Linked DNA regions of Homo sapiens: region 2 is linked to region 1. A link is a loop called in an ENCODE intact Hi-C map of the cell type or tissue named here. Cell type or tissue: Caco-2. All regions are shown on one strand. Links, peaks and the distances in the headings refer to the core of each region. The heading gives the core; the rest is flanking DNA. Region 1 overlaps SLC2A13 (solute carrier family 2 member 13). Region 2 overlaps SLC2A13 (solute carrier family 2 member 13).

Region 1 (16,447 bases), core at 3,732-11,731:
ATTTGTAAGTATTCCTCCTTACAGGAGCCTGCCTACCTGCCTGCCTTTCTTTTTTCTTTCTTCTTCTCTTTTTTCTTTCCTTTCCTATTTTCTTAAATCTTCATGACTCAAAAGACTATTTCATTGCTGGGGATTATTGGTCAAGGGACATCTAATGCTGTTTTCTACTCACAATTAAACAAATGCAAATGTAAAAGCTTCATCATTCAAGGAACATTTATCTCTACATAGGGTATTATGATGGACAATAGGTTGAGATTTAAAAAAAAAATAGCACGGTGATTATTCTTTTGGCAAGCCCTTATAAATTGCTTTCTATGTGCCAAGCAGTTATCACCTTGTTTAATCTTTGTAACAACCCTATATGGACTCTTATTTTACAAGAAAATTGAGACACAGAGAGGTTAAGTAACTTGGCCAAAGTTACAAAGCTGGTAAGGGAGAGAACTGAGATACAAACTCATGCAGTCTGACATTAGACCCTGTGCTCTTGACCCTTGTGCCATGCTGTACTCCCTGGGATGAAATCTCAGTACCGTAGAAGAAGGAGTATATTAATATATGACCATACAGAGCACTATATGATAATGACATAAATGAGGAAAGTGAAAAGGAGTTGAGAGGAGGAGAGAATATCTCGGACAGGTGAATGGGTAGCATCCACACAGGCCTTGGGTGATGAGGTAGGAATTGATGGTAGATACTGACAGTAGATATCAAGAGTAAGAGTTTGCCTTCAGTTACAGGAAACGTCATGAGTAGGAGATACTGGGTCTAGACTGTAGGTTCAGAAAATAAGTAATTTAGTTTAGTTGCATAAAAGGATTGTGTACAGGAGTACAAGATAAGGTAGGCTGCAGCCACATTTTGCAGGCCATTTTGTAGACTGCTGGAATAAGGAGGATGGAGGTTTTTGAGCAGTGAGGTGGTCAGGGCGCTTAACTTGGTGGCATATGAGTTTGAAGAAAGGAATGATAGGAGCAGGAAAATCAGGAAACTGTATTCATTTACTACTGCAACACACATTAATAATATAGCACTTCCTGTGGGTCAGGAATGCAGGCATAGCTTAGGTGTGTCCTCTGCTTAGGGCCTCACAAGCCTACAATCAATGCACAGACTGGAGCTATGGTTTCCTCTAAGGCTCAGCTGGAGAAGGATTCATTTTTGTTAGCAGAATTCAGTAATTTGTGGTTTTGTGCTGAGGACTTCAGTTTCTTGCTTGCTGTTGGACAGAGGCTGCCCTCAGTTCCTTCCACAAATCTCCCAGCATAGGCATCCTACAGCATGGCGACTTGCTTCTCCAAAACCAGCAAGGGAATGAGAGACTTCAGCTCAACAGCACTGGAATCTTACTTACTTAATCACATATGTCCTGTCACTTTTGCCATATTCTGTTGGTCGGAAGCAAATCCAAGGTCACTCCCACACTCCAGAAAAAGGAACTACACAAGGCATGAAAATCAGAAAATAGGAACCATCAGGGTTACTCTAGAGTCTCTCTCCCGCAGAGGCAGAGGCAGGTGATGGGACACACACTCGGAGTCTAAATTAGGATGGTGTTAATGCAAATAGAAAAGTCAGATTCAAGAAATTATGTCTAGGAAATATGGTTTCTTGCCTATATCATGTGAAATTCTTTGTGTACGTTCTCTAACATAAGCATCAAAATAGCCTTTTGAGGTAGGTACCAGGAAAATCCTTATTTCACAGATGATGACACAGCTTTGAGATATTACACCTAGAGGCCACATATATCCTAACTTTACCTGGGTGTCCCAGCCTAGATCTGAACCTAGGATGTCAATACCAAAGCTCCTAGTCTTGGCCACTTTTCTTTACTTGGACTTAAAAGTATAAAGGACCTAAGAGAAGTGGATAAGAGGAAAATGAAAATAACTGCAAGATTTTAAACCATTCCAATTTAGGGTAAGGTGGTGTTAACTAAAATAGAAATGTCATGAGGGGCACTAGTAAAGTAATACTTATGCTATGCATATACCACATGCCAGGCAGTATGCTAAGCATTGAGTGTGCAGATGCTCTATGCTTATCCAGATGGGAATATTTAATGTTCCCAACAGCCCATGATACAGTTCTTTCCCCGATCTCACAGATCAGGAAACAGGACCATGCCAGTGCCCGCTAAACTCAAGGTTCTACAAATGCACTGGTTGGTATTTTGTTCATAACTGTTATTGCTAATGTCTGATGCATAAAAAGTGCTCATTATATAAGCTTTTGAATGAATATGGCTATTAAGTGGTAGAGTCACGATTTGAACTCAGAGCAGCCCCATGCTGCCTTCTGGAGAGGTCATTTCGTTGTAGTCATATTGCATTTGAGGCCATGGCAGGATCTAGATGTTCATAGCAACTCTGCTATTTTAGGTACTTAGGTACCTAAATTCCATCAGTGGAACTTGGAAGAAAGATCAAGGCCAGAATAAACTATTGAGGAGCATCCACATGGAAATTATAAAGTCCTAAAATTAGATGAGATGATTATGAGAGAGGGTATAGGTCCCAAAATAGAACCTTAGAGGACACCTATATTTAGAGGTTGAGAAGAGGAAGAGGCAATTTAAAAAGCAATGAATACATATAGGTCAGAGAGCTAAAATGGAGATACAGATATAAAAGCAAAGAGGGAAGAGAAGGAAGGAGAGTTGTCAGCAATGTCAAGCACCACAGAGTAATCAAAGAGCATCAAGATTAAGACAAGAAACCTGAATTTGTATGTTAGGAGCTAATTGATGACTTTTGTTTGAACACATCCAGGAAAAAGACCACATAAAAGTTAGCCAGCATCTGGGAGGGTGGGAGAGTTGGGCTGTGAAAGAAGGATTGTGTAGTCAGGTAGAGCTCGTGAGTATAAACTTCTGGTATTTCAGGAGAGCTAGTTGTGGTAATATGAGAGGAGTTGAACATTTGAGTAAGAGAGATCTTGTGTATTGTAGACAGAAGGGAAGGCTCAAGTAGGATGAAACTAAATAGGGCAGGAAAAGAAGAGATATTGATGGAACGTGACCCCAGAGGAGGCAGGAGAATGAGATGCAAGAACACTGATAAGAAGGGCAGTCCTCAGAAAGGGTGACAGACTTGTACCACCGGAGGGAGGAAGGAAGCCTACACCCTACAATGTTTTTTAAAAAACTTTCTTTTCTCAAATATTGAGAGAAAAATATAGAAAAGTAGAAGCTGATAGAGAAAAATTGATGTTCAAAGTAATGATCTTCAATTCTTTTAAAAGAATTCCAGTTGTTAAAAGATCTGTTCTTCAGATTCAAATGTATCAAGTCCTACAAAGCATCTCCAAATTCCTGGTTTTATTTTATTTTTCTCAACTGAAATTGATAAATCTTCCAAAAAAAGGAGGTAAGTTCGTCACATAGGAAACAGAAGGAAAGATTTCAGGATTACAAGATAGTAAGAAATATTTTAATTAATTGAGGCAATAGTTGACAAAAGTTTATGGAATGTCTACTCTTAGATAAGCAGATAATTCAGTAGAGAAGACAATAAAGGATAAAATAAGCATCATTAGGGAACCAACTGAGATAAAATGGCATGAACTTTTAATACAGCCCAACAGCATGGTTTCATAACACTGCTCAGTTTCTGAGAAGTGGTTGTTGAAAGAAGTTAATAAGCCACACCGGGTTGGGAACTCAAATGGTGAAAAATGGCAGACAAAAATAGAGGAAGAATGGATTCTAGAGGCTAGTGAAGACAGTATATACTTCATTTTATTGTGTTTGCCATCATTGCACTTCACAGACATTGCATTTTGTTTTACAAACCGAAGGTTTCTGGCAGCCCTGCATCAAGCCAGTCTATTGTCACCATATTTCCAATAGTATGTGCTCATTTAGTGTCTTTATGTCACATTTTGGTAATTCTCACATTATTTCAGACTTTTTCATTATCATATCTGCTATGATGATCAGTGATCTTTAATGTTACTATTGTAATTGTTGTCGGGCATCACAAACTGCACCCGTATAAGACGTCAAACTTAATTATAAATGTTGTGTGTGTTCTGACCACTCCACCAACCAGCTGTTTCCTTCTTTGTCTCCCTCTCCTGGAGCCTCTCTATTCCCTAAGACACTACAGTTAATAACTCTACAATGGCCTCTAAATGTTCAAGTGATAGGAATAGTAGCACGACTCTCACTTTAAATCAAAAGCTAGAAATAATTGAGCTTAATGAGGAAGGCATATTGAAAGCTGAGATAGGCTGAAAGCTAGGCCTCTTGCACCAAATAGCCAAATTGTGACTACAAAAGAAAATTCTTAAAGGATATTAAAAGTGCCACTCCAGTGAACACACAAATGATAAGAAAGTGAAACAGCCTTATTGCCGATATGAAGAAAGTTTGAGTGGTCTGGATAGACGATCAAACCAGCCACAACATTCCCTTAAGCACAAGCCTAATCCAGAATAAGTCTCTAATTCCATTTAATTCTATGAAGGCTGAGAGAGGTGAGGAAGCTGTAGAAGAAAAGTTTGAGGCTAGCAGAGGTTGGTTCATGAGGTTTAAGGAAAGAAGCTGTTTTCACTTCACACCTTGTTGCAAGGTGAGGCAGCAAGTGCTGATGGAGAAGCTGCGTCAAGTTATCCAGAACATCTACCTAAGATAACTAATAAAGGTGATGTATTAGTCTGGTCTCACACTGCTATAAATAACTGCCTGAGACTGGGTAGTTTATAAAGGAAAGAGATTTAATTGACTCACAGTTCTGCAGGGCTGGGGAAGCCTCAGAAAACTTACAATCATGGAGGAAGGGGAAGCAAACATGTCCTCTTCACATGGCGACAGGAAGGAGAAGTGCCAAGTAAAAAGGGGAAAAGCCCATTATAAAACCTTCAGATCTCATGAGAACTCACTCACAATCATGAGAACAGCATGAGGGTAACCACCCCCGTGATTCAATTACCTCCCACTGGGTTTCTCCCACAACGTGGAGACTATGGGAACTACAATTCAAAATGAGATTTGGGTGAAGACACAGCTAAACCATATCAGGTGGCTATACTAAACAACAGATTTTTCAATGTAGATGAAACTGCCTTCTGTTGGAAGAAGATACCATCCAGGACTCTCATAGCTAGAGAGGAGAAGTCAATGTCTAGCTTCAAAGGACAGGCTGGGTCTCTTGTTAGGAGATAATGCAGCTGGTGACTTTTAAGTTGAAGCCAATGCTCATTTGCCGCTCCAAAAATCCTAGAGCCCTTAAGAAGGGCTAAATCTATTCAGCCTGTGCTCTAAAACGAAACAAAAAAACCTGGACGACAGCACTTATATTTACAGCATAGTTTGGAGAATATTTTAAGCCACTATGGAGACCTACTGCTCAGGAAAAGAAAAAAAAGATTCCTTTCAAAATATTACTGCTGATTGACAATGACACTGGTCACTCAAGGGCTCTGATGGAGATGTACAAGATGAATGTTGTTTTCATACCTGCTAACACAGCATCCATTCTGCAGCCCATGGATCAAGGAGTCACTTCAACTTTCAAGTCTTATTATTTAAAAAATGCATTTCATAAGGCCATAGCTGCCATAGATAGTGATTTCTCAGATGGATCTGGGCCAAGTAAAGTGAAAATCTTCTGGAAAGGATTCACTATTCTGGATGCTATTAAAAACATTCGTGATTCATGGGAGGAGGTCAAAATACCAAATGAACAGTTTGGAAGTTTGCAAGAAGTTGTTCCAACCTTTATGGATGACTTTAAAGGGCTGAAGACTTTAGGGGAGAAAGTAACTTCAGATATAGTGGAAAACAGCAAGAGAACTATTGTAGAAGCGAAGCCTAAAGATGTGACTGAATTGCTGCAATCTCATGATAAAACTTGAACGGATAAGGAGTTGTTTCTTAAGGAGGAACAAAGAAAGTAGTTTCTGAGATGGAATCTACTCCTGGTGAAAGTGCTATGAACATTGTTGAAATGATATCAAAGGATTTACAGTATCACACGAACTTAGTTGACAAAGCAGTAGCAGAGTTTGAGAGGATTGACTCCAATTTTGAAAGAAGTTATCTGGGTAAAATGCATGCTACAGAGAAATATTTAGTGAAGGGAAAAGTCAGTCAATTTTGCAAACTTCCCAGTTGTCTTATTTTGAGAAATTGCCACAGCCACCCCAGCCTTCAGCAACTACTACCCTAATCAGTCAGCAGCCCTCAACATTGAGGCAAGACCCTCCACCAAAAAGATGATGACTTGTGAAAGGTGCAGATGATCGTTAGCATTTTTTATCAAAATATTTTAAAATTAAGGTTTGTACATTTTTAGACAATGTTATTGAACACTTAATAGACTGCACTTTCATGGGAACATAACTTTTATATGTAGTGGGAAACCAAAAAATCCGTGTGACCCACTTTATTGCAGTGGTCTGGAACTGACCTCGCAATATCTCCAAGCTATGCCTGTATTGGCGTGGTCTAAGCTGAGCAGTGAGGTAAACGAATACTGAAAGGATAATCCAAAGGCAGATCTGGGTGTAGCACAGATGATCAGAAATGAGGAGATAAACAAAGTGGTGGTTGTGATCAGAAAAGGAAGGCTCAAAGTCTGAAGTAAAATAGTTCCAAATCAAGGAAACTATAAAGTGCTGTCTCTGTAGTGTTGGAGATTAAATAAGGAACTATGAGGCCAATGCATTATACGGAGCACAGAAAACCACACACTGCGTGTTTTCACATATAATTGGGAGCTGAACAATGAGAACACATGGACACAGAGAAGGAAACAATGCACACTAGGGCCTGTGGGGGCTGGGAGGAGGGAGAGCATCAGGATAAATAGCTAATGCACATGGGGCTTAATACCTAGGTGATGGGTTGATAGGCACAGCAAACCACTACAGCACGCATTTACCTATGTAACAAACCTGCACATCCTGTGCATGTGTCCTGGAACTTAAATAAAATAATTTTTTTAAATGAGGCCAATGAATTAAAAATAAATGAATGTGGCAGGGGATGAGAGGAGGTAGACTGAGCAGGCACCCAAATCATCAAGACAGGTGGAATGTTATGATGAGTTCATAAATATGGTAACAATAGGGCTTGGATGACAAGGTTCAAAGATAGAGGTTGAAGGAGACAGAACAATACTCTAAATTGACAATAGGGGATAGGAATGTTTTTGAGTCTGGTAATATCTTCAGGGGCAATTAAGGTAAAGAACTGGAAGTTCAACTTCAGAATGGATCTAAACTGTAGGACCCTTTGCTTTACTATGGATTAAGAAGGCAAGGTCATCAGGGAGTGACTGGTAGAGAAGCAAGGACACGGAGCAGAAAGGGAGAGGGCTATTTGGAATCAGATAGAATCATTTGTTTCCCTCATCCACCCCATCACCCTTTACAGGTTACTCTTCTAATCCTTAAAATAGTCTACAAAGTATTATCCCCATTTTATCAGATGAAAAGTATCTGGCTCTGAAATTTGAATCTTGTCATGATTGCAAATGCCATGGTCTTTTCACTGCCACATACTGACTCTCAGTGGTACTGAAGTGTTACTGCAGCTTCCAGGGACTAATTAGAAATCATGTCTAATTTATGTGAAATGGTTATAAAACACGGTGTCTTTGTTTTGCTCTTGAATTATACTTGGCTGTAAAATTGCTATACAAGCTCGCATATCTAATACTGTATATTTAGTTCTTATTTTTTAAGAAAAACATTTTGGACTCTTAAGACATTAAGGAATTTCCAAATACATAAATATGATCATATTGAATTTCTGCAACTGTAGTCAAAAACATTAAGTTAATACTTATATTGCATTATTTTTCAGGTGTGAAAATGAAACCAAGTTCAAAACAGAAGATATATTTTGGGCTTACAATTTCTGCCCTACTCCATACTCCTGGACTGCACTTCTGGGCCTTATTTTATATCTTGTCTTCTTTGCACCTGGTAAACAAAGACTTTGTTATACTGTTGCATTAATTGAATTGCCTCTTTTTGGAGTAGATAAACTATAATTTTTCAAATTTCTTACATGCTATTTTACTAAAGTTTTTAATGTTTTATTTCTCAGGAATGGGACCAATGCCTTGGACTGTGAATTCTGAAATATATCCCCTTTGGGCAAGAAGTACAGGAAATGCATGTTCATCTGGAATAAACTGGATTTTCAATGTCCTGGTTTCACTAACATTTTTACACACAGCAGAGTATCTTACATACTATGGTAAGATAATATTTTTTCTAACATAGTTTTGTTTTTATTTTTATCACTATTTTTAGATACACTATAATATCATTTGTGATTGAGACTATGTGGTTATATTTTGCTGTTATAAGTATCTCCATGTGGCTTTCTTGTCCTCCAAAGGCATCGGAAATGTGTCTGGGAAAGAAGAGAGGGATTCTCCTATCCTAAACAGCACTGCTTCTTGTTCCACAGTGCTTAGGGCTGTCACCCAACCCCTCTCCCAACTCAGACATCTCCCAGCTATCTCCCCAGGTGGAAGTCTTTACACCATAGCTTTTAGTTTCACAGAAACAAACAAAAAAAAAAAACAGAAAATGGTAAAAAGATGTAGGCAGGGAGTCTAGGGCCAATGAGATGTCCTGTGACAGGCATAGCGTCCAGTCCAAGAGCAGAATCTGCGTAGGGCTGAAAGTAGCTTCCTCAAATGCTTAACAGTATGCTGTGCTGTGGCCATACCTTCCACTGTATCACCTGTGCTGCTCAGGCCAGTGCTTGTGCATTTCAGTGTCCTCTGAGACCAGTACTTACCACTTGCAAAAGTGTAAACATGACGGAAGTATTCAAATGCAAATGTATGGAGGCCATAATTCAAAATGAAAAACAATAGTGCTTAGTGGCTGAGTCAGGAAAAGACTTTGCTTTTTAGAAAAAAGATTTCTGCATTGTTCACATGACTTTATAGGTTGCAATAGGATTATTCATGATGAAGTATGAGGTTTCATTCTAATATCCTCATAAGTCCATGTGGTAGAGACGGAATGCCTGCTGCTTAGACCATTCTCCCAGAAGAGCTTCTCTCATCTCCCCGCAATCTCTTTACTCTGTGCTCTGGCCACTTATCATTTCTCTTTGCAAGAACAGGTTTGTCTGCCCTTAGCTCTCTCTAGTAGACTATAAATCCCTGGAGGGCCAGGACTGTGCCTTGTTCATTGTTACATTCCCAGTTCCTGCCAAGGCATCCTGTTCACCTGATAAGCACCAAAAAGTGTTTGTCAAATGAATAAATACATGGATAAATTTTGCAGATGAATGGTGAATATGATGAAACATTATAAAAATCTATTCCCCATCTCTTCTGACCATGCTGAACTGGTATTTGCTTTTAGTTAATGGTATTTATCTAATGCTTTTATTATCTTCATAAAACTCTTCTCTCTCCTAATCACCACTTAAGACATTTGAAATATTTATTTTCTTGGAAAGGAAATGCACTGGCATTTTAAACTGGATATATATTTAGTATATTCAGCTGGATCCCATTTGGCAATTAAAATTTTTCGATAAATTCATAAACTTATCTTCATGACATAATAAATACGAGCACAATAAATATTTCCTCGTATTTACTGATTCTAGAGAACACTTAAATATTTGAAGACCTAAGTATATGCTCGCATCCTGAGAAAGCATTTTTCATAGAAAGGCATAGACCAAATAATAAAAGTTTACATGATTATACTTTTGACAGCAAAGCTCCTCTTTCTTGAATTTATCCTGCCAGAAAACCAGAGAAAAATGAGGCAACAGTAATGAAATTTAAATAGGGCATAAGCAGAATTCTTTCAAAAATAAACAGTTAAAAGTGTGTTGCTTTGCATTAAGCTTCTCTCATGTCAGAGCACTGGTCCATTTGGTCTACTACTCTCTAGTAGTAGAAAAATAGTTCATTCAGGCTAGTTTTTCTCCCTTTTTGTGTCTCATTTTAATCCACATGTTACTGGTTTATGTAAGCTATGCATTTATATTCCTCATTTAATAAATATACATCCTAATCGTGTATTCCTCTGGAAATAGTTATGTCTTCTTTGTTGCCTCCTTTTTTATTGTTTCATAAGATCTCAAAATTTGATTCCTTCCTCAACCATATTGCTTACACAGGTCTGCCTTGTGCCCCCATTCAATAATGTTTATTACTAAAAAGTATCATTGCTATATCACCAATATGCCATTTTATATACAGCACATGTGGCTAAAGAGATCCCTTGGGGGGCATTATGTCAAAGCTTCTCTCTTGAGGTAGTCAATTTGTGTAATTCAATTAAATAGTTGTTTTAATCTGGAACTTAATGTAGGGCTCTAATAAGATTTAAATCCTTAGAAGAATAAAGGTGAGGAATATCTAACTGTTCAATAGTCCTGATGGACTCGTTACAGACATTTTTTCTTGCCATTTTCACTCCAAGGGAGGAATAAATGAGAAACTGAGATAGTGACTGATTTGACCATGACATGGACCAGGTCACAGCCTCCCAGGTCTGCCCACACTCCTCCACGACTTAGCCACAGGTCTAACCATTGGAACCCACACTGAGTAGGCAGTTTTGGCATTTGCGTGCTTTGGATTCCTCAGATTTTGTAAAACGGTCTTGTATTTTAATAGCAATTCCTTGATATTATTCAGCTTTGGGAATCCAGGTCACAAGAAAGAATCTGTAATCAACTTCAGGAATCTTCCTAACCCAACAAATGTTTTTTAACTATAGGAGTGAGTTTAGCGCTGACAGATTTGATTTGTTACTTCTAATTATGCTACTGTTCCCAAATTGTGAAAGATAATGATGAAGATAAAATATACTATTATATTTAAAAGTCAAACTGGGTTTGCTGTTACAGATTTTGTAGTTTAGAAGCCTAGTTTAATCTAAAATGTTTTACCATCTGTACTTATTTTTTCTTTATCTTCATCATAATTACTATCCCGTCTTTGTCCCTCCCTGCTAAAGATTCCATTTCTCTTCCTACCTCCACAGTCTTGCATATCTGTACTCAGAACACAGGACTTCATCTCCTTTCATTTTTTTTTTGTCAAAATTCCCCCATTCTCCAAGAGCTAGCTTATCAGTATCACCCTTTTTGTAAAAACATCCCAATTAATTAGTCACACTAATCTTATTCTGTATCTTAATAGCAACTCTTCCTTTCCTGGTCATTTAGTAGAATTTAACAATCTGGGCATCACTTTTTTGAGCAACTGATATTCAGAATTCTAATGGGCATGATAACATACATTATTTCTATTCTTTACAGTTGGGCAAAGCTAGAATTATTTTCCCCATTACACAGATCAAGTCTCTCTCTCAACCATCTCTTAACTATATCTCCTATACATGCCCCTGATTTTGGCTGTAAGATTTACAGAATCATAAACTGCCAACACTTAAGTAGGAGCTGAGAAGCCCCCTTATTTTACTTAATGAGGCAACAGAGGCCCAGAGAAGAGGTTAAATGACTATCCAGAAGTCACATGGCCAACACTTAAACTCAGTTCTTCCCACTCCCAGTCTGATATCCTTTCTCCAGCCAATTGTCACATTAGTTTTTCATCTTACTTCCCCCATCTCATACACATGATGGTCTGGACTGAAAGCCTAAAATTAGACAGGGGCTCCATTTTACTTTGTTGTTTTCCACCATCAAAAGTACAAGTATAGTTTCTTATATTCAAATTGGCAATTCAATTATGTGTGTGTGTGTGTGTGTGTTTGGTAGAGACAGGTTTCACCATGTTGGCCAGGCTGGTCGGAATTCAATTATTTTAAAAGTCCATCTTGGAAATGTGTAGAGAATATAAACAAGTCATACATTCATATATCTCATCCATCTAGGCTTGCTATCATGACCCTTAGAAAACCAAACTAGCTAATATTTATGTGTTTCTGGCTGTTCTGCATTGACATGCATAATCTTACAGCAAAACAAAATTCTCTGACTTCATGGAGTTTACATTCTAGTGGAGGGAAATGAAAAACAAATTAAGAAAGGAACTTCTTCTGACCTCAAAGTGCCTCTAGTGTAATAGACAAGGCAAGCATACGTGTGTGTACATAATTATAATATTTCTTGGTTGTTATTTTAGGGGTCTCAACAACATGCTGTGATAGCACATGGAAGAGAATAATTCCCTCTAGTCAGGGAAGGGAGGAAAGGCTTCAAAGCCAAACTTACATCTGAGCCTGTTCTATTATTCTTGAGTTTCTAAACTTGAGTTTAGAAAGATACATTACATCATATTCTCAGAGTTGGAACAATTGGAGTAAACCAGGTTCATAGTAATTTTTTGGTCCATTTCATACTGTGATTATGCATGACTGACCAGAAAAAAAAAGTCAAAATCAAGTAATCTTTCCAACTTAAGCCTCTCTCTATATATTCATATTCATGTATCTATTATATTCCGTTGCAGGAGCTTTCTTCCTCTATGCTGGATTTGCTGCTGTGGGACTCCTTTTCATCTATGGCTGTCTTCCTGAGACCAAAGGCAAAAAATTAGAGGAAATTGAATCACTCTTTGACAACAGGCTATGTACATGTGGCACTTCAGATTCTGATGAAGGGAGATATATTGAATATATTCGGGTAAAGGGAAGTAACTATCATCTTTCTGACAATGATGCTTCTGATGTGGAATAATTTTCAGCTGCTCATATATTTAGTTATTTAAACAAACTGGGGGGAGAAGAACAGCAATTGGTGACTTCACTGCCCTGCTTCTAATCTGGTTCTTTCCACAGCCTAGTTTTGATTGACTTCATATTCTAGAATACTTGATTAGGAGGAAGATACAACCATGATGACTTTTTTTTTCCACAAGGAACAATATTTTAAAAAATATTTACAGAGATTTTAATCTAATAATTCTTAAGCAAATGTGTGTAATGCCTTCCTGAAATAGTCTAAAATGAATATTGTACCCAGTGACTTCAGTGGTATCCTTTTTTCCTAAGACCATTTATAATTATTAGTGGCAACAGAGTCAGTGCTAATCTAGCCAAATTACATATGTATAATATATTTATAAAGGATTCTGGGAGATGGTCCAAGGGTGTTCTGTGTCAAAAGATGGCCTATTGGCCCTCAGTTTTCCTACAGAGTAGTGGCTTATCTCTGATCAGCTGTTACAAACTAAATTCCATGTAAGCTTTCATCAACAAATTCCAAAGTGCCTCCTACAAGGGCACAGCTGTCCGTATCTCCTTTGGATTCCATATTTTTGTTTCTCTCCAATTCAGATATTGGGAGTTCTTCAGATACTGACTCTGCACACTATCTTTTGAACATTATGAAAATATAATCTGTCGGGTTGTTTTCATACTTCTTTTTTTTGCATCAGTGATAAGGCATACATTTGCGCAGATGAGCTAGGAAGTTTTGAGAAGTACCTTTTATGTTCAGAAAGTAACAGATTAAAGGTTTTTATGGGTTCCAAATTGGTTAGTCACTTAGGTATGCAATTATAAATGCAAAATAGTGCCAGATCTTTAACTGTATATCAGGGTCAGTTTTTGTTCATGCCCAAATCACTACACCTTCCTCATTGGCCTTGGAGTCCTACTATTTCGTGCCTTCATTTGTGTTACATACATAGCTGCAAGCAAACCATTTTTCCCCTTTCTTTTATTCAAACAATAATTTTTGAAACAAAAAAGAGGAAGGAAATCAGTGGCAGAAATAATCCTGCTGTTATTGGTGTTTGTTTAATAAAAATAATGGGACTTTTTTCTTAACTTTTTATTAGCTCTTCCTAAGGGAAATGTCACATATTATTATTTAATTGTACTTGTCTTTTTTTACTTTAAGAGCATAAACTCGTTTTTATTTTGCACACTTTTCTCATTTTCCTGAGAATTTACCAGAAAAAAAAAAGATACATAGATTTGTCTCTGTGTTTTTCTTATTCTTGGCTTAGTTTTTCCTTCTTGTGTAAAAATTGAGATTGCCTATTGGAACAGATAATTGGTTCTAATATAGCACGTCTATAAGAAATGCAGGCTTAATTATATTTCCACAATGTCTTTCCAAGGTATTCATTGGTTTTTATGGTAATTCATCACTGAACTCTTAATTTTTGCTTTTCTATTAAGAACTATATAGTATGTACAAAATTACTTGATCACAAAATTACTTGCTAGTTCCAGGAAAAATATGAATGAATCTTCTGTGGCCAGTTAGGAATACATCAGTTTGATGCATTTTTAAATGGCTCTAAACATCTAATAAGGTACTGTATTTGGAGAGAAAAGGTGGCTATCTCCATATTCAAAATATTTCTTCCAGTCTCCAAGATACTCTATTCTTTTAATGTCTGGCTTGTTCCTATCACAGTTATCAAGCTGAGAATACAGCTGAGGAAGTTCATTCTCTAAGTCACCAGAGGTATAATATGTGCTTAAACTGTCAATTTAGTGCCCTAAAAATCCATTAACCAAAAACAAAAACGTTTTCTCCCTTTGGTCATTTCATATAATAAAAAAAATTAATATTTTATAGAGGTTTTTTCCTTGAATTAGGTGCTTTAACAATTGATTTCCAAGGGAATATTAGTATTGATTTTTTCCTCAGAAAAGCAGATATGATTTAATAGGGAAAATTATTATTCTATTGATATTTCTTATCTCATAAGAAATTTCTTATCTAATATTTTACACAGGTAAATTGAAGTGAAAAATAAGCTACTATATGGTACAATCAAAATATAATAAGGAGAAAAAGTAGACCAATAAAGTGCTCTCTAAAAATTTATTTTTTGGACTTAATCAAAATAATTGCCTCAATCCTTCTCTTTATTGTATATGTAGCCTTAACTAACTATATACTTATAAACTCAGCTGGGCTGATGCACAGTAACTTTATTAAAGGAGAAACTGGACTCTTGTTATTTCCTAAAGCAGAACATGGCCTGTTCTCCCTGATATAAGAAAACAATGTTTTCAACTTTATAACCATAAATGCACATAATAACAGGGAAAATTAGCCACAGTTCTCCTCCCCTACTCCCCTGAGCCCCTACTTTAAAGGACTATTTGTTATTTATATAGTGTTAAAGATAATATTCCATATCTTTGAAGTATAAGACAGAGAGGCACAGTATAAGAATTATTTATAACTTTTTAGAAACAATTACTTGAAAAGGAACCTTATACAATTAGGGTATTATTTTTAGATTTGGTGAACATTTATAGTATATTAAAAATTAAATGTTTAAATTTTGCAGGTTTTTTTATATTAGGCACCTTTTAAGTTCCCAGCATATTTGGCTACCACTATCAACTTGGAAACATTCCATTTGTAGTATCATCAAATATATATTTTGTAGGACAATTTATATATGATGTGATTTGACCTACCATATTAAAGCAGACACAGATTACGTATCATGCTTTCAACCAAAATTACAGACTTCCTTTGAAACATGCTGCAGATTTGATAGAGGTATATTATGTCTTAGGAAAATACAATGAAGAAGGTCCAAATCCCTATTGAGGCTGGATGTCTGATCTGCACTAGACTTAAGAGGATATATCATTTCATCTGCATATAAACACATAGGGCTGAATGTGATGTCAAAAGGGTTTGCCGTTAATAATTTTCTTCAATGTAAACATTCCTAATAATTTTGATTGTTGCTCCTTAGTCAATCATTTCCCAAAACATGATTATTTTTAATATATGTAAAATATTTAAATAATAAATAATAAAAGGTAATGTGTCCATTTTAAATTTTGTTCCCAGCCATACACAGTAGTTCCCTGATACAAAATGCTATGAGAATACCGACTATTTTTTCATAATTTAATTTTACCACTGAACCTGATTTTAGTACATAAGAGTCTAAATATTAAGTTATTCACTCTAAAAGGGGAAATCAGTAAAAGCAAGGAATTTATGAAATTTTTGCTGTAATTTCAGTATCTGTTATACAGGGGAAGAATGATCAGGAAAAATATAAGCTGACAACTTACCCTTTTGCTTTTTAACAACAAAATAATATTGAAAATATATTAGAATAACTCACAGATCCAGAAGTTGGTGGAAATGGAAGAATGTTTTAGAAAATACCATCCATATGTTTATCTAAGAAAGTCTCAGAATTTAGTGACACTAATACAGTTCATAAATACTGTAATACAGTGGAGAGAGTTGGAATGTTATTTTGGTTTTATTTCATCAGCACAATTATTAAAAACAACAAAATTAATGAGACGTTTTGTTATAATCAGATTTTTTTTTACCATATTGCAAGTTATAAAATGTCAACTTATACTAAGTACCTAACAACTGACTTTTATTCACTTGTTGTGACAAGTTTTTAATTACCAAATTAAGACCTTTTCAGTATCTATGAGTAAAAGAAATAGATGATTATATCAGACCAGGAGCAGAGAATTTATAATATGTGCTTTATAGCAAAATGTATTAAATTGT
Region 2 (16,447 bases), core at 4,050-12,049, 190 kb before region 1:
TAGAATCTTGGTGTCTTAAGAGATCTCAGAGGACAGGGTATCCCTGAGAGGCACTCAGCTAGACATTGCTTCACTTCTGCCTAAATTGTGCATTCCAGTGATCATGAGCCATGCTAAAATACAGCATAAATAAGTCATCAATAAGTTGAATAGCAAGGCTAGGATTGTGTCTACATCTTTGCTAATGAATATAATGCTAGACTTTTTATATATGCATAACAGATTTAATCAATGAAAATATGTAGAAACAAGTTTTATTTTACAGTTGAGTTTTGCAGTACAGTGGGAAGATTGCATTTTTAAAAGACAAAATAAGACTTAGCATTCAGAAAAAGTAGCTGGATCAAAGCAATTTCTAAGTAGAAACTCAAATTTCAGTCAGTATTTTAAATAGACACATCCTGACTCCCTTCACAGATTGCCACTGACCATATGGTAACTGCAGACATGCCTCAAAATAAAACAGCCATATGTAGATTTTCAAATACTGACCTCATCCCTAGAGAGCCATATTTATCTAGAAGAGCATCTCAAGCCATATCAAGTAGAATTATGATTTGTGTCATGTTCAAAGATTAGAAGAATCAGCCTAATGAAAAACAATCACAAGTTAAAAGCAAAATGCCAAGGAAAATAAGGTTAGATACCCACAGACATTTAAAAAGCAAAGGCATCTGGAGACGTATCTTTCGAATTCTCCTTGCCCAGTCCTTATACACAGTAGGAAAGCACATAAAAGTAGCATTAAAATCTATCCTGTGCTATGGCCATCAGAATGGATTTAGGGGAATGCTTAAGGGATGATCAATAGGAGTGCTTGGCATGCGTATTTCTTCTCAGACTAGCAGTCACTGGATGCAAATATTTTCTGTCTGCTGAATGTGCTAATGGAATACCAATATTATTTTTTTCTAATTTCTATTGTTAAAATTTCTAGAGCAGAACATGTGGAACTCACTTCTATGGTTTCCTGCTGTTAATCATTCTCTACTGAAATTCTGCCAGTTTTCCAGAACATTTAGCTTTGTGGGCATGTGTCTGTGAATTAAAAACATGGAAGAAGGAACAGAATTGTTGCAGGAATTTGGAACAAATCTATTTATATATTCAGTGGTACCTCACTTCCCTTATCAAAATCGGGGTGGAGAAGGGCCAGAAAAGGGGATTCAGGAAGTAAAGGTCTACAAGTAATAAGAAGATTCTGTAATGATGATCATTGTAACTACAAAACCTCTCTCTCTCACGCTGTATTTATGTATTTATACATATACATACTTCTCTCTCTCTCTACACACACATACCCCACCTCTCTCTCTCTCTATATATATATATACACACACACATCTCTACATACATATGCATACATATTTTATATTTATATATGTGTGTGTATCATATATATATGTATATATATATGAAAAAAAGATTTTAATGACCTCCTTATGGACAGTCAAGCCCCGCATCCCATAGGTGTAGTATTATGCTAGCAGATTTCTCATGTCCAAGTTTTGTTTAAATCTGAGCACTCAGGGATATGCCAGTTGCCTAAAATTAATAATGTTAATCATTCCTAAATGTTCTTTAAGAGCTTTAGTTTTTCCTTTGCATTCCTTTTAATGTAGCAGTATTTCATTGGATTTGGTTCAGTGATTGTGTTTCAGACATAGTGATATATCATAGGTTTGCCTTCAAATCAAATACAGTTATGATCCTGAAGGAAATTACCCTTATAGGCCAAACTCTGAAAATTGTACTCTATCCTAAAAGGTCACTGAAATTTCTGAACTAATCTTTATAATACATGAATAAACCTAAACATTGTTTTTTACAAAGCAAGGCCCCTCACTAGTGTATGTCACTGGATATATAAGTAGACATCTGTGAAATTTATTTTTGAAGTATTATTTTGGTTTCTTGGTACGTAAATTGGATTACTTTATTCTAAGCCAGGTTTGTAAGTAGTTTTTAAAAGTCATTTGAACCCATTCAGATTACTCAGGCTCTTTCACTGTGTTATCTCATTTTGTACTCTTCAGTTTTGCTAAATGTAACAAGAGGAGACTTTAACAGAAAACCTTAAAATGTTTTCTGCAATAAAAAGATCAGTTCTTCATAGAAATCCAATAGCATTGTAAAATTAAAACTAATGTTCCAGCATAATAATGTCCATAAACTTGCTTTTCAATATTAATTCATTTTTGGTATTGATCTCATAAGGGAGTGTTTAGTTACCAACTGCTTTAGGCCATGAAATGTTTTGGGGCAAAGAAAATTGAAGGGATTGTTTTGGTATTATGTTGCTCTTAACAGATTTTTCAGGAATACATAGAACTGTGTTAGTTAGCTGACATCTTTTCTGTTATTTAAGTTGTATTTAATTGGGAAATATTATATCTTGTCATTTGTATCTGATTGTTTTATTGGAGAGGTTTTTTTCCTGAAAATTTGTAAAATAAGACAAGAAGACTAAATGGCTTATCTAATAATTTTTTTCCCTATAGAAATCTAGATTTTGATTCATACTTAATGTGTAGATCAGCCTTTCCACTAAGGTTCTCAAAGGTGGCTGGCCTTCTTTACTAACTGAAAGCAGGTTCAGCAGCCTCTTATAGCTTTCATGGAAAGAGTTTAATTGACCAAGATAGACTGTGTGTTCGTCAGCCTTAAGAAGAGAGATTTGTTTTATTTATATGCTATGACATAGGATATGATGGGATTGTCTTTATGAGAAAAATAGATCCTAAGATCCAGCATTCACCTTGTGACCTCCAGGACCCTGTGCACCAACCCTCTTGCATATGGTGACCAAATTCATGTATGCATCTTCCTTGTAGGCTCTGTCAGTTATGTTCCCGACATGGTAAAGATAGTTTTAAATCTCAAGTGTCCTAGCATAGCTAAACAAATGGAAGATATGGTTATATGTCCTCCTCCTTTTCCCATAGCATTTACATTCTTCCATAACCATTTATGCTTCTTATCTATTTTAGGAATGGCACCTTTATAAGTAAGTGAAAGATGAGAGACTGGAAAGTCCATACTTTGAATTAACTCTTCTCTTCCATGAACGTAATGCTTTACTTCCTACCACATTTTGGAGAACTTAGCACTACCCTTTTTTATAGAACATCTTTACTCTCTCTTTATTTAATGACTACCACTGGTATTTTTTAATATGTAAATTCAATAGTTTTTCTTTTTCCTTTTTTAGTGGTACAGGTAATAGAAGAATAGAAAAAGAGAGTTGAGGGAGGGACAAGAACTACTTTGAAATTAGAGAATACATTTACAGCCTCATATGTTCAGTTCATTTTTATATATATAGTTCTGGGATATTTTTGGAATAATTATGATTTTCTGAGAATCATGCTGACAGAAAACATCGTCTCTTTCTTTTAAGATGTTACATTTCAAGGTACCCCCTTATGTTTGCAGTAGTCATACTTCCGGAATCTGGGGGACAATTTCAATTTTTTTAAAAGATACTCTGCCCCAACATAAGATCATGGGCCATTGAATTCAGGCTGAGTTTTATTTTTTGATAGCTTTATTCATGATTACTGTTATATATAAAGCCAAATATAGCATGAATCATACATGGTTAGCTTTTCACTCTAATTCTCATTAGTACTTATTTGTTGAATGTCTGAATCTAAAAAGGGAATGTGCTAATAGAATATTACTCAATATCCATATAAAACTTAAATATCTATACAAATACAGTTTCTTTAACCAAGCAAATGATTAATGTTTAGGAGCATAGTTCATCTCAAAATGCTCTGCTCTGATAGAGATTCAAGAATACTTGATTTCTTGGGAGCCTACATGTGATCTAAAATGAAGGCAGGGGAATGGAATAATTCTGATTTAAATGTAGTTGTAAGAATAGTTTGGCAGTACATATCTTGATTGAACTTGATAGAACTGTCATTTATTATGGGAGCCTGTTGTCTAGGTCTTACTCATTTATGCCTAGTGTATTGTTAGTAATCTGTGTAGGAGTGTTAAATATAAAGGAAAGAAATTATAAGTATAGAATGCATTTATTCTTTATGTTAATGAATCTATTTGAAATATTTTGTGGAATCTTAAATGTGAAGGGTAATTGTTTATTTGATTACAGAGAAGGAAAACCTATACAATTTATTGGCTATTTTTTTTTTTTTTTTTTTGAGACGGAGTCTCGCTCTGTCGCCCAGGCTGGAGTGCAGTGCCGTGATCTCGGCTCACTGCAAGCTCCACCTCCTGGATTCACGCCATTCTCCTGCCTCAGCCTCCCAAGTAGCTGGGACTACAGGCGCCCGCCACCATGCCCGGCTAATTTTTTTGTATTTTTAGTAGAGACGGGTTTTCACCGTGTTAGCCAGGATGGTCTCGATCTCCTGACCTCGTGATCCGCCTGCCTCAGCCTCCCAAAGTGCTGGGATTACAGGCGTGAGCTATTGGCTATTTTTAATGTAAAACTTTGAAATTGTATTCAGCTATGGAGAAATTCTACTAGAGAGCTTATGGATGAAATCATAGCATCAGTAGTTGAATTAATGTGGGATATATTTCTCATGCATTTCCACCTTTAATTATGAAAACACCTGGAGCTCAGGGAAGGTAAGGAACCTGCACAACATCACACAGCTTCTAAATGGCCAAGATAGAGTCAAACCTGAGTTTCCCTGATTTGGAGAAATTGTACTATTCAACACTGATTATGGTTGTATAGTCTTTAGCAGATGCAAGTCATATATATTCTTTTTTTCCTTGCATATAATATCTATTGAAAAACCGGGTAGGTGAGAAAACTTTATTATATCACTAAGAATGACAGCATATTGTGAAAATACTGTCAGAATACCATCAGTCAAGTGTGTCTGTCCTTTCATTTAAAAGTGGCTTTGTCTAATGGCAGGCAGCATGGCACAATAAGTAGCCATGAGGAGTTCAGGCAGAGATGCATAAATGGGTGACTGTGAGTATTCTAAGAAATCTACTGGACATGATTTTTTTGTCTCTATATGGGATCTGGAAATTCTGCCAGAGAGGCATTTGAGTGATGCCTTCAAGAGTAACCCATGGCTGGGCATGGTGGCTCACGCCTGTAATCCCAGCACACTGGGAGGCCAAGGTGGGCGTATCACCTGAGGTTAGGAGTTTGAAGCCAGCCTGGCCAACATGGTGAAACCCTGTCTCTACTAAAAATACAAAAATTAGCTGGGCATGGTGGTGTGCGCCTGTAATCCCAGCTACTCAGGAGGCTGAGGCAAGAGAATCACTTGAACCGGGAGGCAGAGGCCATAGTGAGCTGAAATCATGCCACTGCACTCCAGCCTGGGTAATCCATAGGGCTTTTCTCAGGAATGCGAAGGTGGTTTGATGTTACAAAGCTATTATTGTGACTTACTGTGTAACGCTCATCTCCATAGAGGGAGAAAAGGCATTTGATAAAATTCATTGCTTTTTTAATTAAGTAAACACCCCATATTTATGGGGTATATGTGATATTTTGGTACATGTATTAAAGTTCATTGTTTTTTCTCCTTGGGAGGTTGAGGTGGGAGGATTGCTTGAGCCCAGGAGTTTTGAAGTTACAGTGAGCTGTGATTGTGCCGCAGCTTTCCAGCTTAGGTGACAGAGTGAGACTCTGTCTCATAAAAAGAAAAGAAAGGCCGAGTGTGGCGGCTCACACCTGTAATCACAGCGCTTTGGGAGGGTGAGGCAGGAGGATTGCTTGAGCCCAGGAGTTTGAGACCAGCCTGGGCAACATGAAACCTTGCCTCTAAAAAAAAAATTTTTTTTTAATTAGCCAGATGTGATGGCATGTGCCTGTGGTCTCAACTACTCGGGAGGTTGAGGCGAGAGGATTGCTCGAGTCCAGAAGTTTAAGGCTGTGGTGAACCATGATCATACCAGTGCACTCTAGTCTGGGGCACAGAGTGAGACCCTGTCATAAACAAAAAAATTATTGCTTATTGATAAAAGGTTAGTAAACCAGGAATAAAAGGGAACTTCCTAAATCTGTTTAAGGATACGTATCAGAAGCTTTCATCAAGGATATTACTGATGAAACTTTGGAAGCATTCTCTTTAGTCCAGGCGTGGTGGCTCATGCCTGTAATCCCAGCACTTTGGGAGGCTGAGGCAGGTAGATCACTTGAGGTCAGGAATTCAAGACCAGCCTGGCAAACATGGTGAAACCCCATCTCTACCAAAATTATAAAAAATAAGCTGGGCGTGGTGGCGTGCACCTGTAGTTCCAGCTAGTTGGGAGGCTGAGGCAGGAGAATTGCTTGAACCCAAGAGGCAGAGGTTGCAGTGAGCCAAGATCATGCCACTGCACTCCAGCCTGATGACAGAGCGAGACTCCGTCTCAAAGTAAAAAAAAAAAAAAGAAAAAAACATTCTCTTTAAAATCATGCAAGGGCCAGGCACAATGGCTCACGCCTGTAATCCCAGCATTTTGGAAGGCCAAGACGAGTGGATCACTGAAGGTCGGGAGTTCGAGACCAGCATGGCCAACGTGGTGAAACCCCATCTCTACCAAAATACAAAATTTTGCCAGCTGTGGTGGCGAGCGCCTGTAATCTCAGCCACTCGAGAGGTCGAGAAAGGAGAATCGGTTGCACCTGGGAGACTGAGGTTGCAGTGAGCCAAAATCACGCCACTGCACTCCAGCCTGGGTGACACAGTAAGACTCTGTCTTGAAAAAAAAAAAAAAAAAAAAGAATGAGACAGGAAACCATTTTTCACCATTTAATAAACGTTGTACTGAAAATACTAGCCAATATTAGGCCGGGCGCGGTGGCTCACGCCTGTAATCCCAACACTTTGGAGGTTGAGGTGGGTGGATTACTTGAGGTCAGGAGTTCGAGACCAGCCTGGCCAACATGGTGAAACCCTGTCTCTACTAGAAATAAAAAAATTAGCCAGGCATGGTCATGCGTGCCTGTAATCCCAGCTACTCAGGAGGCCGAGGCAGGAGAATTGCTGGAACCTGAAGGCAGAGGTTGCAGTGAGCTGAGATCACGCTGCTGCACTGCAGCTTAGACAATAGAACGAGTCTTCATCTCCAAGAAAATACTAGCCAACATTATAAAGGAATAAATAAAGCTGTCATTGTTTGCGGAAGTCTATGTAGAAAACTCAAGAGAATGTGCAGAAAATCTTTTAGAATTAATAGAGTTCACCAAAATTGGTGGATATAAAATTAACATACAAGTGCAGCATCAAAGAGGAAATGTAATGTTAAAAAAGATACCAATGATAATAGAAACCAAAATGTCAGGTACTGCGGAATCAATATTATGAAATATGCATATAACTTTAGAGAAAAGTAACTGATATTTTAGCAGACCCCAATAAAGATATATTTACATATAGGAAAAAAAAGTGGCCCTGTCTATAGACAATGCTAACAATATAGCTATTTAAGAAAATCATATGGACACGGGGAGGGGAACAACACACACTGGGGCCTGTCTGGGGGCCAGGTGAAGGGAGAGCATCAGGATAAATAGCTAATGCATCTGGGACTTAATGCCTAGGTGATGGGTTGGTTGGTAGATGCAGCAAACCACCATGGCATGCATTTACCTGTGTAACAAACCTGCACATACTGCATGTGTATCCTGGAACTTAAAGTAAAATAAAATTTTTTTAAAAAGAAAATTATTTATTTAGAAAGGATACTTCCTCTTTTTAAATAAAAGTTTTCTAGAACAGTAATTCTTCGTAATTTTTTCCTCAGCAACATACCACACTCCCATGACTGTTAAGAAGTTTGAAATTCGTTCAGTTGAGAATTGCTGAGGAATGCATTTTATGTCTGCTTCATTTATGTAGATACTTTTGACAAAGAAAATATTTTAGAATTTAGAAAGAATTCTTGATAGTAACAGAAATTGGTTTTTGAAAACAGTATTTTAGTGGTATTAAGACCTATAATCATCTCCTCTTCTAAGTTGATAAAAACCTTTACATTAGCAACCTGGAATAATAATGACCAGATTAACACAGTCATTGCATACCGGCCCTAATGTACCATGATCAGCTTACAAGCACGCATCTATAGACAACTGGCCCATCACAACATCTTGGCAAATTGATTGCCTTGGAGGATTTTGGAATGTATTGGCATAAATGCCAGACTGTGAAAGAATGATTGAACCACATGGGGTTGAATTCATCAATAGCAGCAGTCCATTCTTTCAAGCAGAACATGTGCCAAGCACCAGCTTGTAATCACAAACATCATCTGCTGCATATTGAAGAGGAAAACAGCGTGGGTGTGCTCAGGATCTTGGTGGTAGTTTCTAATTAATCACAACATTGTTTAGCAACTTGGAGTATACTCAAATTGCTTCATCCATGAGTTCTCAATCCCCATACTTGCTCTGGTGTTTCTCTTTTTTTCTCTTCTTTCCTTCTTTTATTCCTTATATTCATCAAGGAAATATTTACTGAATGTCCTCTATTTACATGATCCTGAACTAAGCACAATGGGAAGTAAAATGATAAAATGAGCAAAGCCTGAACTACACACCCGACATAATCCAGCACAGAGATCATAATTCACTATGGAACAGAGATCAGGGACCTAGTCCCCAAAACAAATTAGCCAGGAGTGAGAGCCTGGTCCAGTCCTTCAGAATTGCAAGGATGGGATCCCAAGCAGAAGGAACATTGTAAGAGACAAAATTGTAACAATATGGGACTTCTTTGAGTAAAACAGATTACCCAAAAATTGCTGAAGCATTGCCTATTAGAGGAGAAGTAGTATGAAACAAATCTTCTCAGGTGGGCTGGGGCAGGAGTGTCCCCTTCATGAAACAGGCCCTGATGGTTCTGTTATCAATGGTTTTGAACAAGTAAGTGGAGGATTCAGTGGGGTGCTTTAGCCAACAGGTGGCAGCAATGTGGAGGCGGGATGGATTGGATTCGGTAGAGACTGGGGATGTTGAGACCACATATTAGGCTTCTTATTGAACACATGAATAGTATGTGCCAGGAACCTTATTATCTCTAATCCTCAAATGGATAGTACTACTCTTAAATCCATTTTACTGAAGGGGCGATGGAGACTTACAGAATCTCACAGTGGCTACATTGTAGGACTGGTATGTTAACACTGGTCTGTGTGAACACTTTCCACAGCCGTGCACTGTCCCACTGGGAGATGGATGCCAGCCAGACAGGCAGTAGAAAGGTGGGGAGGCAGAGAGGTACAGGTGCAGAACAGAAGAAATCTTTCCAATGTTTTGTGGAAAGAAGTTAGGCATACATACATTAATTCTGATTAAAACTTGGCAATGTATTAGATTCAGGATATATGAAGAGAGAAGGAGCACTCAAAAGCCATGAATCTTGATTTACTTTGAAATTAGATAACATGGGGTAAAAAACAAGTTTGGGGTGAGAAATGAGGACTTCTGTTTTGTATGTACCTGAGTGGCATACCTCTTGTGGGTCCTTCCTTATGCCTTAATCTCATAATACTGTATATGTACCTCTGTTAGAGCACTTACACCATTGTGGCATAGCTTGTTTTGTTTTGGTGGATGACCCCATCCTGGTATTATGAGCTCCTCAGGGGCTGGGCCTCCTCACGTTTCTGTCCCTAGCATGGAGTAGGCTCATGGGAAGCGCTTCAGGTATGATAAGGAACTAGGGGATTCTTGGCCAGAGAGACAGGAGAAATCAATGGAAGTCCAAGGAGGAGGAATGCTTAAAGTGAATGTTGTGAGAACATGATTGGGAGCCAGTTAGAGATGAGTGAAAGGCTCCCCTGATAGCACGCAGGACCTGACATGCTGAATTTGTCCCAAAATGAGTGTGGCTCGTTTTTGTAATTATTCTCAAACAATGCTCAACTCCCTGGATGTGGGAATGGAGAACTCCCTGGATGTGGGAATGAAATGAGTGGCTTGAAGTAGATAAATCTGGAACTGAGGCTGGATAGAGTGGCAGGTGGGACCATGAAAATGATGAAGAAAATGAAATGGAGGAATTGCAGTCGTAAGGAGCACAGAGTATGTTTGTTACTATAGCTTGGAAGTGTTTCAGTTTTGTTTTGTGTTACTTCTACTGTTCATAAGTTGTTGATTTTTTATGCTAAGAAAAATAAGCTTATTTAAGTGGGCATACAAAATATCTTGGCATTTGTGGCATGAACAAGATGTCGGCCCAAGTTCTCTCTCTAAACACTTACTAGTTTGTGACCTTGGAAGAGTTATCTAATCCTTCTGTGTTTAGTTTCCTCTTTTCTAAGATGGGGGTAGCAACACTTGGTCTCTCTGACTTCACAGGACTCTGATGATGATAGGAAATTGTTCATAAGGCAGGAAGGGTTATTGAAGTATTAGATAATCCATTGAGATTTGAGCAAATGCTTAATACTCTTGGTGATTGTGTGAGAATGGCCGCCTCTGGTTGCATTCAGGAAAGGATCGTGGTGTTGGGGGATCTTGCTGTGCTTGATTGTAGCCCAATTATAGGGCCCTAAATTGAGGAGTGGGGAGAATAATATTTGAAGCTGAGCAGTGATTATCTTGCTCCCAGTGAGGCCCCTGCTTTCTCCACAGGGGCATCTTTACTTTATCAGCAGTGGGGAAGCCTCCTACAGTTTGCATCTTGTAATCCATTAGTCACAAAGTGTTCCACTTTTTCCTCCTTAACTTTAATATTAATACAAGGTAAAACTCATAAATAAATAAAACAAAAAGAAAGGGAAGAATAAGAGCAAGAAAAACCTTGAAGAGGTGTTAAGGGGGCTTCATCATTGGCAGTTCTCTTTCAGCAGTCTCACAGCAGACTTCATTACTTCAGTTTGATCAAACATTGTTGTTTCTAATAACCCCCTTGTGTTCTTACTTAAGGGAATATCATGCTCTTTGAATATTGAATTTTTTTTCTTATCCAGTTCACCATGTCAGCCTTCCTGACATCTAAAGTCTCTAGATTATTGGTGAAGCTTTTTCTTACTTTTGTTGTTGATTTTTAGCAGCTCTATTGAGGAATAATTTACATACAATAAAAAGCATGTATTTAAAGCATATAATTTGAGACGCTGGCATATGTGAACACCATGAAACCATTACCACAACCATGCAAGTGAACATATTGCTGCCTCCCCAGAACTTCCCTTGGTGCCCCTTTGTAATTCCTCCCTCCACAGGCAACCATTGATCTGCTTTCTGTCAAGTTATTTGGACTTAGAGTTTTCTTTGGGGGAACGTTTTTAACAAATTCAGTATTTTTAATAGCTTATAGGGCTGGCTACTCAGGCTATTTCTTCTTGAGTGAGTTTGGAAGATTGTATCTTTTAGGGAATTTGTCTGTTGCATTGAAGATGCTGAATTTAATGGCATAAAGTTGTTCATGATACTCTTATTATTTTAATATCTGTCCTGAGTTCACCTCATTTACTCCTGATATTGGTCATTTGTGTTTCTGGCTTTTTCCTGGATAGTCTGTGCATTTGTTTTCTGTGGTTACTATAATAGATTACTACAAATTTGGTAGCTTAACGCAGTAGACATTTATTTTCTCACAGTTGTGGTGGCCAGGTGTCCACTCCTGTCCCACACCCCCTCCAGAGTCCGTAGAGGACAACCTCTTCCTTCCTTTTTCCAGCTTCTGGGGGCACCTGTCATTCCTTGGCTTTTGGCTGCGTAGGTCCAATCTCTGCATTTGTCTTCTCTGCTTTTGTCTCGAATCTTCCTCAGCCTCCTCCTGATAAGGATACATGTGATTGCATTTAGGGAAAACCTGGATGATCTAGGATTGTCTTCCGATCGCAAAATTTTTAACTTAATTATACCTACAAAGTTTATTTTTGACATCTAAGATAATACAGGTTTCAGGGATTAGGATGTGAATATGTTTTGAGGGGCCCTTATTTAGCCTACCATAGCTTGGCATGAAGCTTATCAATTTTATTGGTCTTAAAAAAACAATTTTGGTTTTATGGATTTTTCTCAACTCTCTTCTTTTCTACTTCATGGATTTCCATTTTGATCTTTAGTAATACTTTTAGCGTGTGCATACTTTGGGTTTCACTCGTCTGTCTTTTTCTGGTTTCTTAAGGTTGAAGGTTTCCTAAGAGATTTCTTGCAGTAATTTTACCTGTTACACTTTAGCTCCATTCCACAAATTTTTATAGGCTATGTGTTTAGATTCTTTCAGCTTTATATTCTTACTAATTTTCATAGAAATGTGTTATTTAGTTTCCAATTTGGGGGATGTTTTCCAGTTGTCTTTCAGTTACTGATTTCTATGTTAATTTCATTATGGTCAGGATATTCTTAATATGACTTGAATCCTTTTAAATGAGTTGAGACTAGTTTAGAGCTCAGAATATAATCTACCTCAGGTAAATATTCTAAGACATTGACCATACAATTTAAGAATGCATATCCTGCTCTTATTTGGTGGAATGTGGTTTAAATGTCACTTATTAGGTCAAGTTTGTTGATAGTGTTCTTGGAGTCTTCTATATCCTTGGTGAATTTCAGGATACTTGTTCTGTCGGTTACTGAGAGTGATGAAATATGAGAGTACAATTGTAGGTTTTTCAATTTCCCTTTTCTGTTGTGTCAGTTTTTCTTTCAAGTATTAATATTTTGAAGCTCTCAGTAAGTGCATACACGTTTAGGATTGTTATATTCTCTTGATGAATTGGTCCCGTTATCTTTACAAATTGTATTTTCCTGCCTTTGTGCATTCTTAGTTATTTTTTATTTTATGTCCACATTATAAAATTTTATCTCATTGAGTTTTGTTCTCGGATACCATTAAGCTGCTTAGAAGCAGTTGAGTCTTGCTTTTATGCTGTTTTAGATGGCATTCAAGTAATGTTTAATCTAGGACTAAACTTACACCATTATTAAGGTATATCCCTTCTAAATACTCTTTTGTATGCTTCAGATTTTTCACTCTGGTTCGTAGGAACAGGCACTATCCCCAGCCCTGTTTGAGCTCCTGGAATTGATTTCTCTAACCCTTTCCAGTAGCTCTTTCCCCTGTCTTGGGTTGTTTCCTCACACACCTACACTGATCAGTACTCAACTGAATACTCAAGGGAAATTCTGAAGATCTCCAGATTCTCCTCCTCCCTCTCTGAATCTATCCTCCCTGGGTCCTCTGCCATCTGAATTCTAGCCCCCTTGGCATCTCTGTATTCTGAGCTGCATCTTTTCAACTCAAGGAAACACCAATGTCTGCCTGGTTTACCTGCCCTGTGCTGCAGCCTGGAAACTTTTTTGAGATATTGAGCTGGGGACAGTTACAGGGTTCGCCTCATTTGTTTCCCAAATCTCAGGTATCACTTTGCTTCATTGCCTGTTATCCGCTAGCATGAGAACTGTTGTTTCATGCATTTTTGCATGGCTTTCTAGTTGATTCATGTAGAAAGGGAAAGCTGATAGCCATTATTCTGTCTTAGCTGGAAATGAAAGTCAAGAGCTGGAATTTTATACAAACTGGCTTTTAGTGCATTTTTAATCATACTTAGAAAACCTTCTGTAGGCTAGGTTCACAGACAACCTATCATCCACAAAAGTGGCTGCCCTTGTGGGACTCTTTTTCATCCCTGCTGCTGGAGCCTCTGCCACCTGGACAACCTTATGCAAGTTACTTAGCAACTTGGTAGTATGAGGTGTTCAGAGTGAAGGAAGAGGGATGAGCTCATTTTGGGATCTTGAATCTACTGCTTTACTATGGGTTATATTTTAGGTCTTTTATTTCTAATCTAGTTGGTTAAAGGTTTTAGTTTTTATAATGTGAGAATTTCTGTGTTTGAAAGATAAACATTTAAAATAAAATTAAATGTGAAATGTTTGTATGCACAAAACATTTTTAATTACAAAAGCAAAAGAAATGTTTTAAGTAGAGCATGACATTTTAAATGTTCACTTATGAACATTCAGCCAATTAATGTACTTGATTTTTTTCTTCTGCCTCATAGATTCTGTGATATAAAGATTAATGATGGTTTTCATTTGTAAAGGAAGTTTTACTGCCTAATAAAGCTAGGTTCATAATTTTAATGAAAGGAAATTCTTTAATTTTGTTTATGCATAATCAGATGTGCAGCTGCTGGGACCAAAATTTATCCATTAAAAAATGCAGTCTAATAAAGGAACTACCATCATTTATTTTTAACAGGAAATCCAAATCAAGAGAAAATATAAAATCCAGATTTTAAAAAACTAGGAAATATGTGATGTTTATGCAATAGCTTATCTCTTGTTTTTATGGCAAGTCAAACTTTGGTCCTAATTTGTCATAATGTTCTGTATTTCTGTTCTCCAAAATCATTATTACCTAGCCTGACCATCAAATCATGATACAGTTTAATAGTGAAAGTAGATGCATCTTTCCAAAGATTATAATAGACTTCTTGCATTAGGAAAAACTAATTTCTCATCTGAGAAAGGGCTTTTGTTTGTTTTTGTTTTGTTGTCTTTTTTTAAAAAAAAAATCATGATATACAAGGTAAATGTTATTATTTTTATTTGAAAGTTTTGATTAAAGGAAAGGTAGTGCCTTGCTTATTTTGTGGGTCACTTGCAGGTATCTGTATTTGCAGATGAGCCTGCCTATCTTTCAGGTTGCTGATCCAGATATATTTCAGCATTGTTACAATCAAACTCTCAAAATTCACCTGTTTCACACAGTCTTTCTGATATATTAGGCTTTAATACTGCTTTGCTCGAATCTAAGGCAATTTGACATTTATAATACCCTCAGTCTGCTTTCTAAATGGATCGTCACTACATTTAGCTTTGAATGACCATCAACGCTTCTCTAAATTAATCTATTCCCTCTCTTGCCATTTAGAAACAAAATCATTTGCAATAACTCAAGTTTTATGATTATACTTATATCCATGTAGGAATAGAATATTCTCACCCCTATAATATTTCATTCTAATTAATGCCCTGGCTTGACGTCCCATACTAACTTTTATTGCTGAGACAACATACATATTGTATTCCATTTTTGTGAATTTGAATATTAGATTTTCAAAAGATCCTGAAATAGTTAGACTTCTTTGGATTTTAATTTACCGGACTTGGTTTAGAGTTCATTAACAAAACTTGGACTCTAATTAAGCAGTTAGCATTGCAGTGATCCCAGGCCATCTCTTCTAACAGCGGGAATACCATAGGTCCTGGGAGTTGACTCTAGCTCCATTAAGGACACCATATAGAATGCCTCTTAAAGCTAAGGTGACATTGTAACTGAAACACTTATGAGGCTGGAAGGGCCACATTTAGTAATTATGCCCTGACAACAGGCATCAATAAGGTTAGTCAACCTACTTAAGGACTCAGTGGTTCAGATTTACAGCTTTCCAGAACTGATCCAGAGTTCAGATAAAGACCAAAGTATCTCTGCCATTTTGAAAGTTCATTTGTATTTTAAAATAATCATTGATTGCCTCTTAAGGGACTATTCAAAATTTAGAAATACACACACACACACACGTACACACACATACACACATCTATAGATAATAGGTATTAATTGTTTTTCTTTATTAACTTTTTGGTAACTTTTATTAATAATCTCCATTGTAGCTATAACCAAGGCTGACATCATGCCCAAATTCTGTAACTTTAGTAAAATAACATGAATTTTGTTCTTTAATTCTTCTTAATGAATGCTTTTCTTACGGTTGATTAAAGCAATTTTGCCAGTGACTTTTAAGTAGTCCCACATGGATGGATTTTAAATAATACTTAATTGACAAGAAAGTTGAAGAACAAAGGAAGTGGTTAATCTCTAGAGCTTGTAGGGATTTAAGGAAGACTAATTTGACAGTTTTAGTTATATAGGTCTTCTAGTACCCATAAATTGCTTAAACTTAAATTATCTCTTGTCGCTTTTACAGTTCAAACTAAAAACAAAAACAAAAACACTATCTGTTTGCAAAATAAAATATTGTACCCAGATTTCTGTAAAAATAGAGTTGTTCTGATTTAAAATGCCCAGTCATGTTGATTTCATGAAGATTTAGGAAAATTTGTCCTATTGGGAATAATTACTATGAGAGCTAAAAATAATAGTTGTATTTTTTTTTTCTTTCTTTCTTAAAAAAGCTGGACCTGTGATCTGCAGAATGCTGAGTTATCCCCCAACTCGCCGAGCTTTAATTGTGGGTTGTGGCCTACAAATGTTCCAGCAGCTCTCAGGCATTAACACCATCATGTATGTATTTCTTTCTGGCTTTTTACTGAAAAGATTGTGAAAGGATTATTTTATGTGAAATAGTGAAAAGTATTTCATGTAAATACTAGACTCAGTGATTTGTTCTGATTAAATGTATGAATTCTCCTTTTGGGAGATACTGACTTTACAATTTTTTAATTCCAGTAATTTGTTACTAGATAAAGGTGATTTATTTTGTTTGTTATATGATTGGCTTTATTTGATTCCATAAAATTTCTCTTTTA

What was found. Peaks named below come from ENCODE experiments on the same cell type or tissue, not always from the same donor. Only the 100,000 strongest peaks of a DNase experiment are listed, where the experiment ranks them.
Region 2: it touches region 1 in a loop (19-fold over the local background); 7 of 110 quality-filtered maps call a loop at or near these places.

The regions. Positions count from the first base shown.
Region 1 is chr12:39,756,234-39,772,680 of GRCh38, reverse strand. It overlaps SLC2A13 (solute carrier family 2 member 13), which reads left to right. Exons shown (of 10, transcript NM_052885.4): 8 at 7,823-7,944; 9 at 8,069-8,221; 10 at 12,429-16,447. The coding sequence ends at 12,655. It also overlaps a transcript of REDIC1 not described here. Among named protein-coding and RNA genes, the nearest start is that of REDIC1, 140 kb to the right of the region's middle. In Caco-2, for the core only: a CTCF peak has its summit at 7,530; no DNase peak of the experiment used is centred there.
Region 2 is chr12:39,951,012-39,967,458 of GRCh38, reverse strand. SLC2A13 (solute carrier family 2 member 13) reads left to right here. Exons shown (of 10, transcript NM_052885.4): 4 at 16,094-16,202. Among named protein-coding and RNA genes, the nearest start is that of SLC2A13, 150 kb to the left of the region's middle. In Caco-2, for the core only: a CTCF peak has its summit at 8,885 (motif pointing right); a DNase peak (open chromatin) is centred at 8,898.